Linked DNA regions of Homo sapiens: region 2 is linked to region 1. A link is an interaction called in ENCODE POLR2A ChIA-PET data of the cell type or tissue named here. Cell type or tissue: K562. All regions are shown on one strand. Links, peaks and the distances in the headings refer to the core of each region. The heading gives the core; the rest is flanking DNA.

The links. ChIA-PET counts read pairs that join two places held together with the same protein. Peaks named below come from ENCODE experiments on the same cell type or tissue, not always from the same donor. Only the 100,000 strongest peaks of a DNase experiment are listed, where the experiment ranks them.
Region 2: POLR2A ChIA-PET joins it to region 1 with 5 read pairs; 10 of 35 experiments call an interaction of 5 or more read pairs at or near these places.

The regions. Positions count from the first base shown.
Region 1 is chr19:14,446,939-14,454,286 of GRCh38, forward strand. PKN1 (protein kinase N1) reads left to right here. Exons shown (of 22, transcript NM_002741.5): 5 at 3,380-3,525; 6 at 3,958-4,171; 7 at 4,891-5,085. Among named protein-coding and RNA genes, the nearest start is that of PKN1, 17 kb to the left of the region's middle. RefSeq lists a silencer at 3,537-3,666 and an enhancer at 3,539-3,833. In K562, for the core only: no CTCF peak of the experiment used is centred there; a DNase peak (open chromatin) is centred at 3,613.
Region 2 is chr19:14,509,632-14,516,979 of GRCh38, forward strand. It overlaps DNAJB1 (DnaJ heat shock protein family (Hsp40) member B1), which reads right to left. Exons shown (of 3, transcript NM_006145.3): 2 at 6,835-7,348; 3 at 5,138-6,539. The coding sequence ends at 6,309. Among named protein-coding and RNA genes, the nearest start is that of DNAJB1, 5.1 kb to the right of the region's middle. In K562, for the core only: a CTCF peak has its summit at 3,025; no DNase peak of the experiment used is centred there; H3K4me3 peaks cover 403 bases.

The DNA of each region.
Region 1 (7,348 bases), core at 1,153-6,152:
GTCACTCACCTGGACACCAATAACACAGACACAGTTCCAAGGAAGTTGATAGTCACAGGTATGTTGCCTTATAAACACAGTCTCGGCTGGGTGCAGTGGCTGACGCCTGTAATCCCAGCACTTTGGAAACCGAGGCGGGCGGATCATTCGAGGTCAGGATTTCGAGATCAGCCTGGCCAACATGATGAAACCCTGTCTCTACTAAAAATGCAAAAATCAGCTGGGCGTGGTGGCACGCAGCTGTAGTCCCAGCTACTCAGGAGGCTGAGGCAGGAGAATCACTTGAATCCGGGAGGCGGAGGTTGCAGTAACCCAAGGTCGCCCCACTGCACTCCAGCCTGGGCAACAGAGTGAGACTCTGTCTCAAAAAAACACACACAAAAAAACACACAGTCTCACTGTCACCCCTAGACCTGCTGCCACATGGCGCTTTATCAGTCACTGGGACTTTTAGGAATAAAGTCATCCAGTCACCCATCCTTGCGACAACACCCAGAGACAAAGGAATGTGTGATCCTACCATCACACATAGTCACTGTGAAGTCCATGTGGATATCCACAGTACAGGCACACAATCACGTGCACCGTCGCACTGACACACACTGCAGGGACACACTTTTTTTTTTTGTTTTTTTTTTTAGATGGAGTCTCGCTCTGTTGCCCAGGCTGGAATGCAGTGGCACAATCTCTGCTCACTGCAACCTCTGCCTCCCGGGTTCACGCCATTCTCCTGCCTCAGCCTCCTGAGTAGCTGGGACTATAGGCGCCCACCACCACACCCGGCTAAATTTTGTATTTTTTTTTGAGACGGAGTCCTGCTCTGTCGCCCAGGCTGGAGTGCAGTGGTGTGATCTCGGCTCACTGAAAGCTCCGCCTCCTGGGTTCATGCCATTCTCCTGCCTCAGCCTCCCAAGTAGCTGGGACTACGGGCACCTGCCACCACGCCTGGCTAATTTTTTTGTATTTTTAGTAGAGACGGGGTTTCACCATGTTAGCCAGGATGGTCTCGATCTCCTGATCTCATGATCCGCCTGCCTTGGCCTCCTGAAGCGCTGGGATTACAGACTTGAGCCACCACGCCCTACCAATTTTTTGTATTTTTAGTAGAGACGGGGTTTCACCATGTTAGCCAGGATGGTCTCGATCTCCTGACCTCGTGATCCGCCTGCCTTGGCCTCCCAAAGTGCTGGGATTACAGGCATGAGCCACCGTGCCTGGCTGACACACTTTTTTTGTTTAGACAGGGTCTTGCTCTGTTGCCCAGGCTGGAATGCAATGGCGCGATCATAACTCACTGCAGGCTTGACCTTCTGGGCTCAAGCAATCCTGCTGAGTAGCTGGGACCATAGGCGTGTGCCACCACACCCAGCTTATTAAAAGAAATTTTTTTTTTGTAGAGACTAGGTCTTGCCCAGGCTGGTCTCAAACTCCTGACCTCAAGTGATCCTCCTGCCTTACCCTCCCAAAGTGTTGAGATTATAGGCGTGAGCCACTATGCCTGGCCTGTGCCCCTTTTCTTGACCCTGTGCTTGGGCATAAATGCATTTGTGTCTGTGACTGTGTTTCTCTGCCCCTATAATGGTGTCCCTGTGCCCAAGATGACAGGGCCGTGTCTGTGTAACAGAGTCTGACTCATGACAGTGTCTCTATGTGGCAGGGTGACTACATCTTTGTGACAGAGTATGTGTTCCTCTGGTGATAGTGTGCCTACGCTGGTGACAAAGTGGTAATGCCATGTGTCCCTGTGGGCGACAGTGTGACAGTGTCAGTGCGACAGTGCCTGCCTTACTCTCCTTGGGCCGCCATAACAAAGTCCCATAGGCTGAGTGGCTTAAACAACAGACATTTATGTTTTTCACAGTTCCAGAGACTGGCAGTCCCAGATCAGGGTACCAGCATGGTCGGTTCCTGGTGAGGGCGCTCTTCCTGGCTTACAGATGGCTTCCTTCTTACTGCTCCCTCACAGGGAGAAAGAGCCTTAGTGTCTCTTCCTCTTCTTATTTTTCATTATTAGTTTTTTGAGACAGGGTCTTGGTCTGTCACCCAGGCTGGAGTGCAGTGGCGTGATCACAGCTCACTGCAGCCTCGACTTTCTGGGCTCAAGTGATCCTCCTCGTTCAGCCTTCTAATAGCTGGGACTACAGGCACACGCCACCATGCCTCGCTAATTTATTTTTTATTTTTAGTAGAGACAAGGTCTCTCTATGGTGCCCAGGCTGGTCTCAAACTCCTGGCCTCAGGTGATCCTCCTGCCTCAGCCTCCTAAAGTGCTGGGATTACAGGCGTGGACCACTGCACCCAGCTTCTTCCTCCTCCAATAAGCGCGCTAATCGCATCATGATGGCCCTCCCTCCATGACCTCCTCTAACCCTAATTACCTCCCAAAGGCACTTGGAGAAGTCCAAGTGCCATCCCACTGGGGATTAGGGGTTCAACATAGGAATTTGGTAGGAGACAAACATTGAGTCTCTTAACAGTGTCTTTGTGACTGACACCGTCTGTGTAAATGTAGTATGCTGTGGTTGTCCAGATGTCCATGAGTGTCACCATGCCTGGTTGACTGTGTAACCTGGTGACTGTTCATTGGGGAATGAGGTGTGTCAACACGGGTATGACAGTATTATTATTTTTTTTTAATGACTTAGAGTCTCACTCTGTCACCCAGGCTGGAGAGCAATGGCGCAATCTTGGCTTACTGCAACCACCGCCTCCGGGGTTCAAGTGATTCTCCTGCCTCAGCCTCCTCAGTAGCTGGGATTACAGGCATGCGTCACTGTGCCCAGCTAATTTTTGTATTTTTAGTAGAGAGGGTTTCACCATGTTGGTCAGGCTGGTCTCAAACTCCTGACCTCAGGTAATCCACCCGCCTTGGCCTCCGAAAGTGCTGAGATTACAGGCCTGAGCCGCCATGCTTGGCCTATGATTTAGATGTTCCTGTCTGTTTGGGTGACAGCCCCTGGGTGACAGTGTCTGAATCTAGATAATGTGGCTGTCCCTGGGGGCCACAATGTGCCTGCGTCTGTCCCTGTGCAAATCACTGGAGGTGAAGAGGGACCGTGACAATGTGTGTGTCGGTAAGCGTGGGGTGACAGTGTGCCTGTGTGTCATTGCTCAGACTGTCCCCTGTAACAGGGTAACTTTTTCCCTAGGACTGGCCCTGTGAGTGATGGTGTTTGGATAAAAGAGTCTGGGTGGAAGTGTGGCTGCCTGCAGGTGACAGTGCGACAGTGTCACTGTGCCTGCCCCTTGGATGAAGCGTGATGCATCTTCATGATGGTTTGTCTGTGGCCCGTGCCTGTTCCTGCGAATGGCTGTGTCTGCGACTAGGTTGGTGGGGCGCTGCAGGCTAGCCTCACTGCCCTGTATTCCACGCTCACAGGGAGTCCTGACCTGGGGGCTGTGGAGCTGCGCATCGAAGAGCTGCGGCACCACTTCCGAGTGGAGCACGCGGTGGCCGAGGGTGCCAAGAACGTACTGCGCCTGCTCAGCGCTGCCAAGGCCCCGGACCGCAAGGCAGTCAGCGAGGTGAGGGGCGGAGCTTTCATTAGAGGCGGGGCTTCAGCAAGGGGCGGTGCTTCAGCAAGCGGCGGGGAGTTCACCAGGAACACCCACGGTGAGGGGTGGAGCCTCAAAGGGGGTGGGACCTTCATAAGGGGTGGGGCCTCAGCCAGGGTAGACTACTGTGAGGGGCAGGGCATCAGGCAGGAACAGTGCAACTGTGAGGGGCGGGGCCTCAGCGAGGGGGCATGGTTTCAGGCAGGAATGGCCCTCGGTGAGGGGAGGGGCCTCTCCAAGGGGCGGGGCCTGGTTTTCCCAGAGGTGGGACCAAGTTGGTTTGAGGTTTAGCCCTCTAGGGAGGAGCTCAGTGTGAGACTCAGCCTGGGGGTGGGGCCTAGGCCTGCACTTGGGAAGGGGCAAGCCTGGTCCCGCCCCCAGCCCCCACACTTCCCACCACAGGCCCAGGAGAAATTAACAGAATCCAACCAGAAGCTGGGGCTGCTGCGGGAGGCTCTGGAGCGGAGACTTGGGGAGCTGCCCGCCGACCACCCCAAGGGGCGGCTGCTGCGAGAAGAGCTCGCTGCGGCCTCCTCCGCTGCCTTCAGCACCCGCCTGGCCGGGCCCTTTCCCGCCACGCACTACAGCACCCTGTGCAAGCCCGCGCCGCTCACAGGTGGGTCTGAGACCCTACCCCACCCCTGCAGCCCTGGGCCTCCGACTCCTCTCATTTCCCCATTCCTGTGACCCCCGACTTCAATCTCCGCTCTCCCCAACCCTGGACTCCCATTCCACCACTGTCTCCTCCCCTCCTTTGCCCTCTGATTCTGGGCTCTTGCCCACCCCCCCCACACCTCAGTTTCTCCATCTCTCTTCACCTGGCCCAGTATTTTTCTCCCAGCCCTTGTTCCCCAGCCCCACCTCGGCCTCACAACGCTCAGCCATGAGCCTCCTACCCGCCTGCTGCAGACCAGCCAGCCCCACCTTCCACAGACCCCTCAGCCATCTACCCCTCCAGACCAGCCCCACCGTAGACCCCTAGCCCATCTTAGACCTCAGATTGTCCACCGAGTCCTCCCCTAGAACCCCTAGTCCTACCCTGTTCCTGCTTGCCTGGGCCTACGGCCTGTACCCTGAGCCTACGGCCTGTACCCTGAGCCTCTCTTCTGCCCCTAAACTCCCGCATCTGAGCCCCTCCTGGAAGGACTGCTTCTCTCATATTCTCCTATCCCAGCACGGACATCCCGGCCTCATGCCCCATGCTCCATTCTGGTTGTCCCTCACTGGCTCCCACTTGTACCATGGCTGCGTCTGGATGTGTCCCCTCCCCGCTGTGGTCCCCTCCGCTCAGCCTGCCCCAGAAGTGGCCCCCTGCTGAGCTTTCCCCTCCTGCAGGGACCCTGGAGGTACGAGTGGTGGGCTGCAGAGACCTCCCAGAGACCATCCCGTGGAACCCTACCCCCTCAATGGGGGGACCTGGGACCCCAGACAGCCGCCCCCCCTTCCTGAGCCGCCCAGCCCGGGGCCTTTACAGCCGAAGCGGAAGCCTCAGTGGCCGGAGCAGCCTCAAAGCAGAAGCCGAGAACACCAGTGAGTGGGCATCGTGGGCCCTGAGAAACGAGGTGGCATTGGGGACCTGGAATGCCCCATATTTGTAAACCTTTAAAAAATAAGCCAGGGGTCGGGTGTGGTGGCTCACACATGTAATCCCAGCACTTTGGGAAGCCAAGGTGGACGGATCACTTGAGGTCAGGAATTTGAGACCAGCCTGGCCAACATGGTGAAACACTGTCTCTACTTAAAAATACAACTTAGCTGGGCATGGTGGTGCACACCTGTAATCCCAGCTGTTTGGGAGGCTTAGGCAGGAGAATTACTTGAACCCGGGAGGTGGAAATTGCAGTGAGCCATGATCACGCCATTGCCCTCCAGCCTGGGTGACAGAGTGAGACTTTGCCTCAAAAGAGAACGAAAACAACAACAAAAACAAAAAAACAGGCCAGGTGCAGCAGCTCATGCCTGTAATCCCAGCACTTTGGGAGGCTGAGACAGGAGGATCACTTGAGGCCAGGAGTTTGAGACCAGCCTGGGCAACATAGCAAGACCCTGTCTCTACAAAAAATAAAATGTAAAAATTAGCCAGATGTGGTGGCCCACACCTGTAGTCCTAGCTGTTCTAGAGGTGGGAGGATCACTTGAGCCCAGTGAGCTATCATTGAGCCATTTCACTCTAGCCTAGATGACAGAGAGACCCTGTCTCTAAATTAAAAAAAAAGAAAAAAAACTTCAAGTTTATTTAGATTAAAAAAAAGGCTGGGCGTGGTGGCTCACGCCTGTAATCCCAGCACTTGGGGAGGCCGAGGCGGGTGGATCACGAGGTCAGGAGTTCAAGACCAGCCTGGCCAGCATGGTGAAACCCCATCTCTACAAAAAATACAAAAAAATTAGCCAGGCGTGGCGGCGCGTGCCTGTAATCCCAGCTACTCGGGAGGCTGAGGCAGAGAATTGCTTGAACCCAGGAGGCGGAGGTTGCAGTGAGCCGCGATTGTGCCACCGTACTCCAGCCTGTGCAACAGAGCAAGACTCCATCTCAAAATAATAATAATAATAATAAATAAATAAAACAAATTTAAAAAGAAAGGAAAACCAAACAAGAAACCAATATATCATATTCATTAGGATGACTAATACTATTTTAAAAACCCAACAAAACAAACAGAAAATAAGTGTTGGTGAGGATGTGGAGAGAAATCAGAACCTTTGTGCACTGTTGGTGGGAATGTAAAATGGTGCAGCCCTATGGAAAATATATTGGCATGGCCGGGTGCAGTGGCTCACACCTGTAATCCCAGCACTTTGGGAGGCTGAGGGGGCCAGATCACCTGAGGTCAGGAGTTCGAGACCAGCCTGGCTATCATGGCAAAACCCCGTCTCTACTAAAAATACAAAAATTAGCTGGGCATGGTGGTGTGTGTCTGTAATCCCAGCTACTCAGAAGGCTGAGGCAGGAGAATCGCTTGAACCCAGGAGGCAGAAGTTGCAGTGAGCTTAGATCGAGCCACTGCACTCCAGCCTGGGCAACAGAGCGAGACTCTGTCTGAAAGAAAGAGAGAGAGAGGGAGGGAGGGAGGGAGGAAGGAATATTGGCAGTTCCTGAAACAAGTAAAAACAGAGTAAGCAGTCCAGGCGCAATGGCTCACACCTGTAATTCCACCACTTTGGGAGGTCAAGGTAGGTGGATCACCTGAGGTCAGAAGTTCAAGACCAGCCTGGCCATCATGGTGAAACCCCATTTCTACTAAAAATACAAAAGTTAACCGGGCTTGGTGGTGGTGCACGCCTGTAGTCCCAGCTACTCTGGAGGCTGAGGCAGGAGAATTGCTTGAATCCGGGAGGCAGAGGTTGGAGTGAGCAGAGATCATGCTACTGCACTCCAGCCTGGGTGACAGAATGAGACTCCATCTCAAAACAAACAAACAAACAAAAAAACAAGAGTAACCATATGATCCAAAGCTACTTCTGGGCATATCCCCAAAAGAATTAAAAACAGGGCCTCGGACATTCCATAATGCATACATATTTCAAAACAACATGTTGTGCATGATAAATATATATAATTTTTATTTGTCAGTTTTAAAAATAGTGATAGAAAAATATTTAAAAAAAAAAAAAAGGGTCTCAGAGATATGTATACCTGTGTTCATAGCAGCATTATGAAAGCCAAAAATGGAAGCAACCCAGATCCACCAATAGATGAATGGGTAAACAAAACGTGGGCCAGCCATGCAATGGAACATTGCTCAGATTTAAAAAGGAAAGAAATCCTGCCAGGCGCAGTGGCTCATGCCTGTAA
Region 2 (7,348 bases), core at 753-5,752, 62 kb after region 1:
TGTCTGAGTTCTAGCTCCAGAAGAGTGAGAAAGGAGGGGCTGCGATGTTTGATTAGTCCTGTTATACATGGGAAGAAACTGAGGCTCTGAAAGGTTTTGTCATTTGTTTGAGGAAATGTGGTGAGCAGAACTTGGACTTGGCACCCCCCTACCCCAGAAGCTGGGTTCTTCATCGCTATGTTCTTTTGTTTCCTAAATGCACTAACTCACCCAGATGTCACAGCATCTCTATGAGAGCTGCACTTCTGTTTCCCGTTTCTTCTGTTTTTTTTTTTCGAGACAGAGTCTTGCTCTGTCACCCAGGCTGGTGTGCAGTGGTGGGATCTGGGCTTACTGCAGCCTCTACCTCCCAGTTTCAAGCGATTCTCCTGCCTCAGCCTCCTGAGTAGCTGGGATTACAGGCACCTGCCACCACGCCCAGCTTTGTATTTTTAGTAGAGACAGAGTTTCACCACGTTGGCCAGGCTGGTCTTGAACTCTTGACCTCAAGTGATCCATCCGCCTCGGCCTCCCAAAGAGCTGGGATTACAAGCATGAGCCACCACACCTGGCTAATGCTCAGCTAACGTTTTAGGAGGGTGGATCACCTGAGGTCAGGAGTTCGAGACCAGCCTGACCAACACGGTGAAACCCCATCTCTACTAAAAATACAAAAATTAGCTGGGTGTGGTGGCGGGTGCCTGTAATCCCAACTACTCGGAAGGCTGAGGCAGGATAATTGTTTGAACTTGGGAGGCGGAGGTTGCAGTGAGCTGAGATTGCATCATTGTACTCCAGCCTGGGTGACAGGGCAAGACTCCGTGTCAAAAAAAAAAAAAAAAAAAAGAAAGAAAAGAAAAGAAAAGAAAAGAAAAAAAACAAAAGCAAGCAATCAAACTGGGACTCAAATCCGGAAGCAAGAACGATGTGAGAGGAGTCAGGGGTCGCCAAACACTAATTTAGATCTTCACACCCAGCTGGGTGGACCTGCCAGAATAAAGGTGGGGAATAGCACAGGAATGAGGAAGCTCTTTATGTTCACAGCATCTTGTGTGAGAAAAAAAAAAAAAAAAAGCGGAGTGTACAGTATGTACTCCTTGTGTAAAAAAAGAAAAATGTATTCCCCGCAGCATCTCAGGAAAGGCGCAGGAGAGACGGGGAACATTCGTATCCAGTTCGGGGGTGTGGAATCGGATGGTAGGGTGGGAGGGAGGACTTTCACTCTCTGTATCCTTTCCAGTGTTGTATTGTGATTACACAGTCAAAAAATAAAACTGAAAATTTAGAAATTGTGTTTATGCTTATGTAAGCACAGACTCATCTCTTGGAGGAAGCACAAAAATGGTTTTTTTAAAAAAGGAAAAAAAGGCCGGGTGCAGTGACTCACGCCTGTCATCCCAGCACTTTGGGAGGCTGAGGTGGGCGGATCACTTGAGGTCAGGAGTTTGAGACTAGCCTGGGCCAACATGATGAAATCCTGTCTCCACTAAAAATACAAAAATTAGCCGGGCGTGGTGGTACGCGCCTGTAATCCCAGCTACTAGGGAAGCTGAGCCAGGAGGGTCGTTTGAGCCTGGGAGGCAGAGGTTGCAGTGAGCCGAGATTGCACCACTGCACTCCAGCCTTGGCGACAGACCGAGACTCTGTCTCAAAAATGAGAAAAGGAAAAAAAAAAAAAAAAATCTGTGATGCCAATGCCAGTGTCTATAGTGGTGCAGTAGGATGGGGAACTTCAGGGCCAGGGGAAGGATGGGAGGACTCGGCTTTTCACCATAGGCCAAATGGACCTATTGAGTGCTGTTCTATGATTATAAAAAAAAAACACTGCTGGTATTGTAATGCAGGTGGGTCAAAGAATGAGTCAGTTGCACACGTCCTGTCATGGAAGGAGCTCTGAGACCTGATCAGAGATGCAGCATGGAAAAGTGAAATAAATCCATTAAAGAAAGCCCAAGGCTGAGCCTATAATCCCAGAGCTTTGGGAGGCCAAGGTGGGAGAATCGCTTGGGGCCAGAGCAACATATCAAGATATCAAGATATCGGCCAGCGCAGGTTCACGCCTGTCATCCCAGCACTTTGGGAGGCCGAGGCAGGTGGATCACTTGAGGTCAGGAGTTCAAGACCAGCCTGGCCAACATGGTGAAACCCAGTCTCTACTAAAAATAAAAAATTAACCAGGCATGGTAGCACACGCCTGTAATCCCAGTTACTCGGGAGGCTGAGGCAGGAGAATCGCTTGAACCCAGGAGGCAGAGGTTGCAGTGAGCCGAGATTGCGCCACTGCACTCCAGCATGGGCAAAAGAGCAAGATTCCGTCTCAGGAAAAAAAATTAAAAAAAAAAAAAAAAAAAAAGGAAGGTAGAAGTGGCTCACGCCTGTAATCCCAGCACTTTGGGAGGCCAAAGCAGGCACATCACGAGGTCAAGAGATCAAGACCATCCCGACCAACATGATGAAACCCCATCTCTAGTAAAAATACAAAAATTAGCTGGGCGTGATGTCATGTGCCTGTAGTCCCAGCTACTCAGGAGGCTGAGACAGGAGAATCACTTGAACCCGGGAAGTGGAGGTTGTAGTGAGCCAAGATTGCACCACTGCACTCCAGCCTAGGCAACAGAGCAAGACTCCATCCCCCTCCCCGCAAAAAAGTTAACATATCAACAAATCATCTCTACAAAAATTAGACAAATTGGCTGGTTGTGGTGTGGAGTGCCTGTGGTCCTAGCTACTCAAGAGGTTGAGAGGCGGGAGGATTGCTTGAGCCCAGGAGTTTGAGGCTGCAGTGAGCTATGATCCTACCACTGCACTCCAGCCTGGACAACAGAGTGAAATCCTGTCTTCAAAAAAAGAAATTAAAAAAAAAATCCTGAGTGCGGTGGCTCACACCTGTAATCCCAGCACTTTGTGAGGCCGAGGGGGCGCCGATCACTTGAGGTCAGGAGTTTGAGGCCAGCCTGGCCAACATGGTGAAACCCCATCTCTATACTAAGAATACAAAAATTAGCCTGGCGTGGTGGCGCACGCCTGTAATCTCAGCTACTTGGAAGGCTGAGAATTGCTTGAACCTGGAAGGTGGAGATCGCAGTGAGCCGAGATTGCACCACCGCGCTCCAGCTTGGATAGAGCGAGACTCTGTCTGAAAAAAAAAAAAAAAAAAAACAAGCCCAAGACTTTGGGAAAAGTTTGCATGTGGGTGCACCAGATATCCGGCCAAGATAGACAAGCCAAGTAGTGGCCTTTGAGCAAAAAAATGCATGTGTGAAAGGTCTTTGGGCCCTTTTACCACCAAGATTTTCCCCTCAAAATCCCACCGTCCCACTCCTCACACTGCTACCTGGTAGGTTGCTTGGCCGTGTTTTTTGTGAAGTTCCCAGAATTGTATATACCTCAAGGCTTCGTGCACCTTTATGTTTGTGACACTTCAGTATGAAGTTCACAGGGACTTGGTGTATAATGGAGACTTGGGGGTGGGGATGGCAGCCCTGGGATTTGTGTCACCAATGAGGTCAGGTCAGTTCCGCAATAAATGTGACCTTGGCGTGTGGGATACTTTGGTAAACATCTCTTAGCTCTTGATATTCCAGGGTCACCTCCTGATTGGGCTGGCGTCTCCTGGCTTAATGTGGCTGCTCTTCAAAGTCACCCCTGCAATGTCTTTAGGGAAAAGCCCTCTAGACTTGACTTGTCCAACAGTTGCCACTGGCCACATACATGTGTGGCTGCTAAGCAACTGAAGTGTGGCAGGACTGAGGAACTGATTCTAATTTTATTGAATTTGTAAGATGTTTAAGTAAACGGTATATAGAACGTTCTAGTCATTGCAGAAAGTTCTCCTGGACTGGCAGGGCTGCCCCTAGCCTGTTTTCAGCGCTTCAACTGTTTCAGTGGGAAGGGAAAGCAACTCTTAGCTTGACACTTTTTTGTGAGACACAGCCTCGCTCTGTCACCCAGGCTGGAGTGCAGTGGTGGGATCTTTGCTCACTGCAACCTCTGCCTCCCATGTTCAAGTGATTCTCCTGCCTCAGCCTCCTGAGTAAATGGGACTACAGGTACGTGCACCACGCCTGGCTTTTTGTTTTAATAGAGACGGGGTTTCACCATGTTGGCCAGGCTGGTCTGAAACTCCTGACCTCAGGTGATCTGCCCGCCTTGGCCTCCCAAAGTGCTGGGATTACAGGTGTGAGCCACTGCGTCTGGCCCAGTTTGACTTTTGGATACTGTGTTTTAGTTTTTTTTTCTTGATACAGGGTCTCACTTTGTCACCCAGGTTGGAGTGCAGTGGCACAAACACAGCTTGCTACTGCCTCCACCTCTTGGGCTCAATTGATCCTCCTGCCTCAGTCCCATAAATAGCTGGCCCTACAGGTGTACGCTGCATTCTCCGGCTGAATTTTTAAATTTTGTAGAGATGGGGTTTCACAATGTTGTCTAGGCTGGTCTCAAACTCCTGAGCTCAAGGGATCTACCCACCTTGGCCTCCCAAAGTACTGGGATTACATGCCTGAGCCACTGCTCCTGGTCTATATACAGTGTTTCCACTTTAGAACATTTTGTAACAAAGCAGCAATACATTGTTTTAAGCCTGAGCAATTACTTTATAATAAAACCAGTTATTTTAAAGAAAGTTACAAAGTAAAAGCAGCTTTAGTAGCCTGCAAATAAAGCCAAGGCAGGAAATGGGTCCTCTCTACAGTGGGGCTAGTCCTGGGCAGGACCTTGAGCTCCGGTTTGGCCAGCCTTCAGGACGCCCAGCCCGTTCTAGCAGGGAAGGAGTGATAAGGAATTAAGAGGCCAGACCCTGGGTTGGCCCCTTGGCCCCAGAGCCAAGGTCTGCTGAAAAAGCCAGGGACCCTGAAGAAAGGCAGAATTAGGAGCCAGACCCTGCCTCTCCCCACCGCTACTTTGACTCCAACCTTCATCAAAAAATGATCCCCAAGGCCACTGTGCTTGGGTCTCTGGTTTTTTGGACCCCGAGTCTGGGTAGAAGTTCTCCAACCCACTTATGGCTGAGGAAGGGAGACTTACGTTTCCCTTGCAGGGCACTTGCCTCCTGCCCATCCCACCCTCTCACCTTGATTGAATTTGGAAGGATGCCCAGCTCCCCACTCCACCCCCAAAACCAGCAGAACCCTCAAACAGAGTCACAGGACCGCTCCCCTGAGGTTTAGCATCAGTCTTTAATGCTGTCGCACTTCATTGACTAGTCACACACTTTGGTCTCATGTTGGCAGTGGCAACTTACAATGAGTCTAAAGGTCTGAGCACTGGACTGGCCTCCAGGGAACAGACATTTGTTCCAACTCCCCTTCCCTCCCCAAGATTTCTTCAGAATTCCATTATGGCCCTATACAGAGAGCACTGGCTGCCGGGGACAGGTTTTGAGTGTACACCAACTATACATGGAATTATAAAAACATATTTACAGACGTTCCACAGTGCTCCTGTAATCAGAAGCAAAGACCCTTTTATCAAAAGGGATTGTATCTAGGGCTGTGCAAAATTCAAAAGGATCAGATCCCTTTGAAAGAGTCCATAGTCCATGAAACAAAAAATTACCTGGGCCACTGGTAAGCCCCACGTGTGCCAAGATTGCCTTACAGAAATGTAAAGAGTGTGACCCACAAAGTGAGGACATTCAGCTTCACTGGAGCCAGAGGTCAGGAAGGCCCCTTGCTGAGGCCAGGCTCCCAGACCATCAAGGGAGAGGTGGCTGCACTTGCTGGAGTCACTCACTGGAGGCTGGCTCCCTTGGTCCTGCTGGAACGAGAGGTATTGCTTGTGGACGCCAACCAGGCAGTTCTGCAGGAATAGTTTAGGTTCTCAATTTGAGATGGCCAAAGAGAAGACAGAATTCTCCAGGAGAAGAGCAAGACATGGGAGACAAATACAGAATAAAGCACAAACTGATCACACAACAGAAAAGGAGGAGTGTACAGGGTCTGGGAATCAAGACTGCAGGTTGACATTATCTACCAGCCAGAAGCAAAAAGACACAGAGGGATCAAGTCCATCTGCTGGTCTGCCTCTCACCCCTGGCCAGGGACTGGAGGTGGATGTGGGCCCATCCCGGGAGGGCTGCCAGACCCAGTGGGGCAGACTGGAATGCCTTTTCCTGCTGTTCCCACCACCTGATGCCCTATAGCTCGAAAAACCACTGAAGTCTAGTGTGCGACTTTGAAAGATTGTAATATATGCTCTGGAAAACATTCAGCAGTACGAAAGCCCTCCCTGGGCCCTCCCACCCTCTCATGGTCCACAACTGGTAGAAAGGTCCAGAAATCCTTGAGCTCTGGAAAGGTCCCTGGTCAGTCCTTGGGGAGCTCAGATAGCTATATTGGAAGAACCTGCTCAAGTACGGTTCTTGATGTCTGGGGAATCCTTTCGGGGAAGATCACTTCAAACTCAATAATGAGGTCCCCACGTTTCTCGGGTGTTTTGGGGAGGGGGAGGCCTTCTCCAGGAACTTTTCGCCGCATGCCAGGCCTGATAACATCTTTGAATACGACGGGTATCGTCCTGCCGTCCAGAGTGGGGACGTTCACTGTGCAGCCACACAGAGCCTTGAAAAGCAAAAGGACAGCATTAGATGGAAGCTGGCTCAAGAGGCTCAGCTCTTGCCCAGAGGCCGTCTGCCATAGATAAGACCCATCAGGCCTCTGCAGCTAAGACCTGGCCCCCAAATCTACACGTCCCCACCACGAAAGCTCCACAACAGCGCCCTGGTCAGTCCTGTTCACTGTTGTGCCCCAAGCCTGGCACGCACCACACACCCCAACACATTGGTTCAGCAAATACTAAACTGCTTCAAAAAGCAGCCATCGCCCTCTACAGACACCGCCCCACCTGGCACCTTACCTCCCGGAGGCTGATCCTGGCAGGATAAATGACATCAGAGCCATCTCTCTTAAAGATATTGTGGGGCTTGTCCTTTAAAACAAAGACGATATCAGCTGGAATGTTGTTGGAGGTCTGGTCTCCTTCCTTGGGGAAAGTGATTTTGGTTCCTTCTTTCCACCCCTTCTTCACTTCGATGGTCAATATTTTGTCTTCGTTTCGAATGCTCTTTCCGTCGGGGTTTAGCCGCTTGTGGGAGATTTTCATCTTCTTGGTACAGCCGCTGTAGATCTCTTCAAGGGAGACTCGAAGGTCGTGGGTGACTGGGGGATCTTGCTTCTTTCGGGCGGGCTCTTGGGCAGAGCGGGAGCGGCCAAAGTTCACGTTGGTGAAGCCACCCATGCCCATAGGGAAGCCAGAGAATGGGTCATCAATGTCCATGCCTTCCTCCCCGTTCCGCTGCCCAAAAAAGGTGTCAAAGGGATTTCTGCCACCGAAGAACTCAGCAAACATGGCATGAGGGTCTCCATGGAAT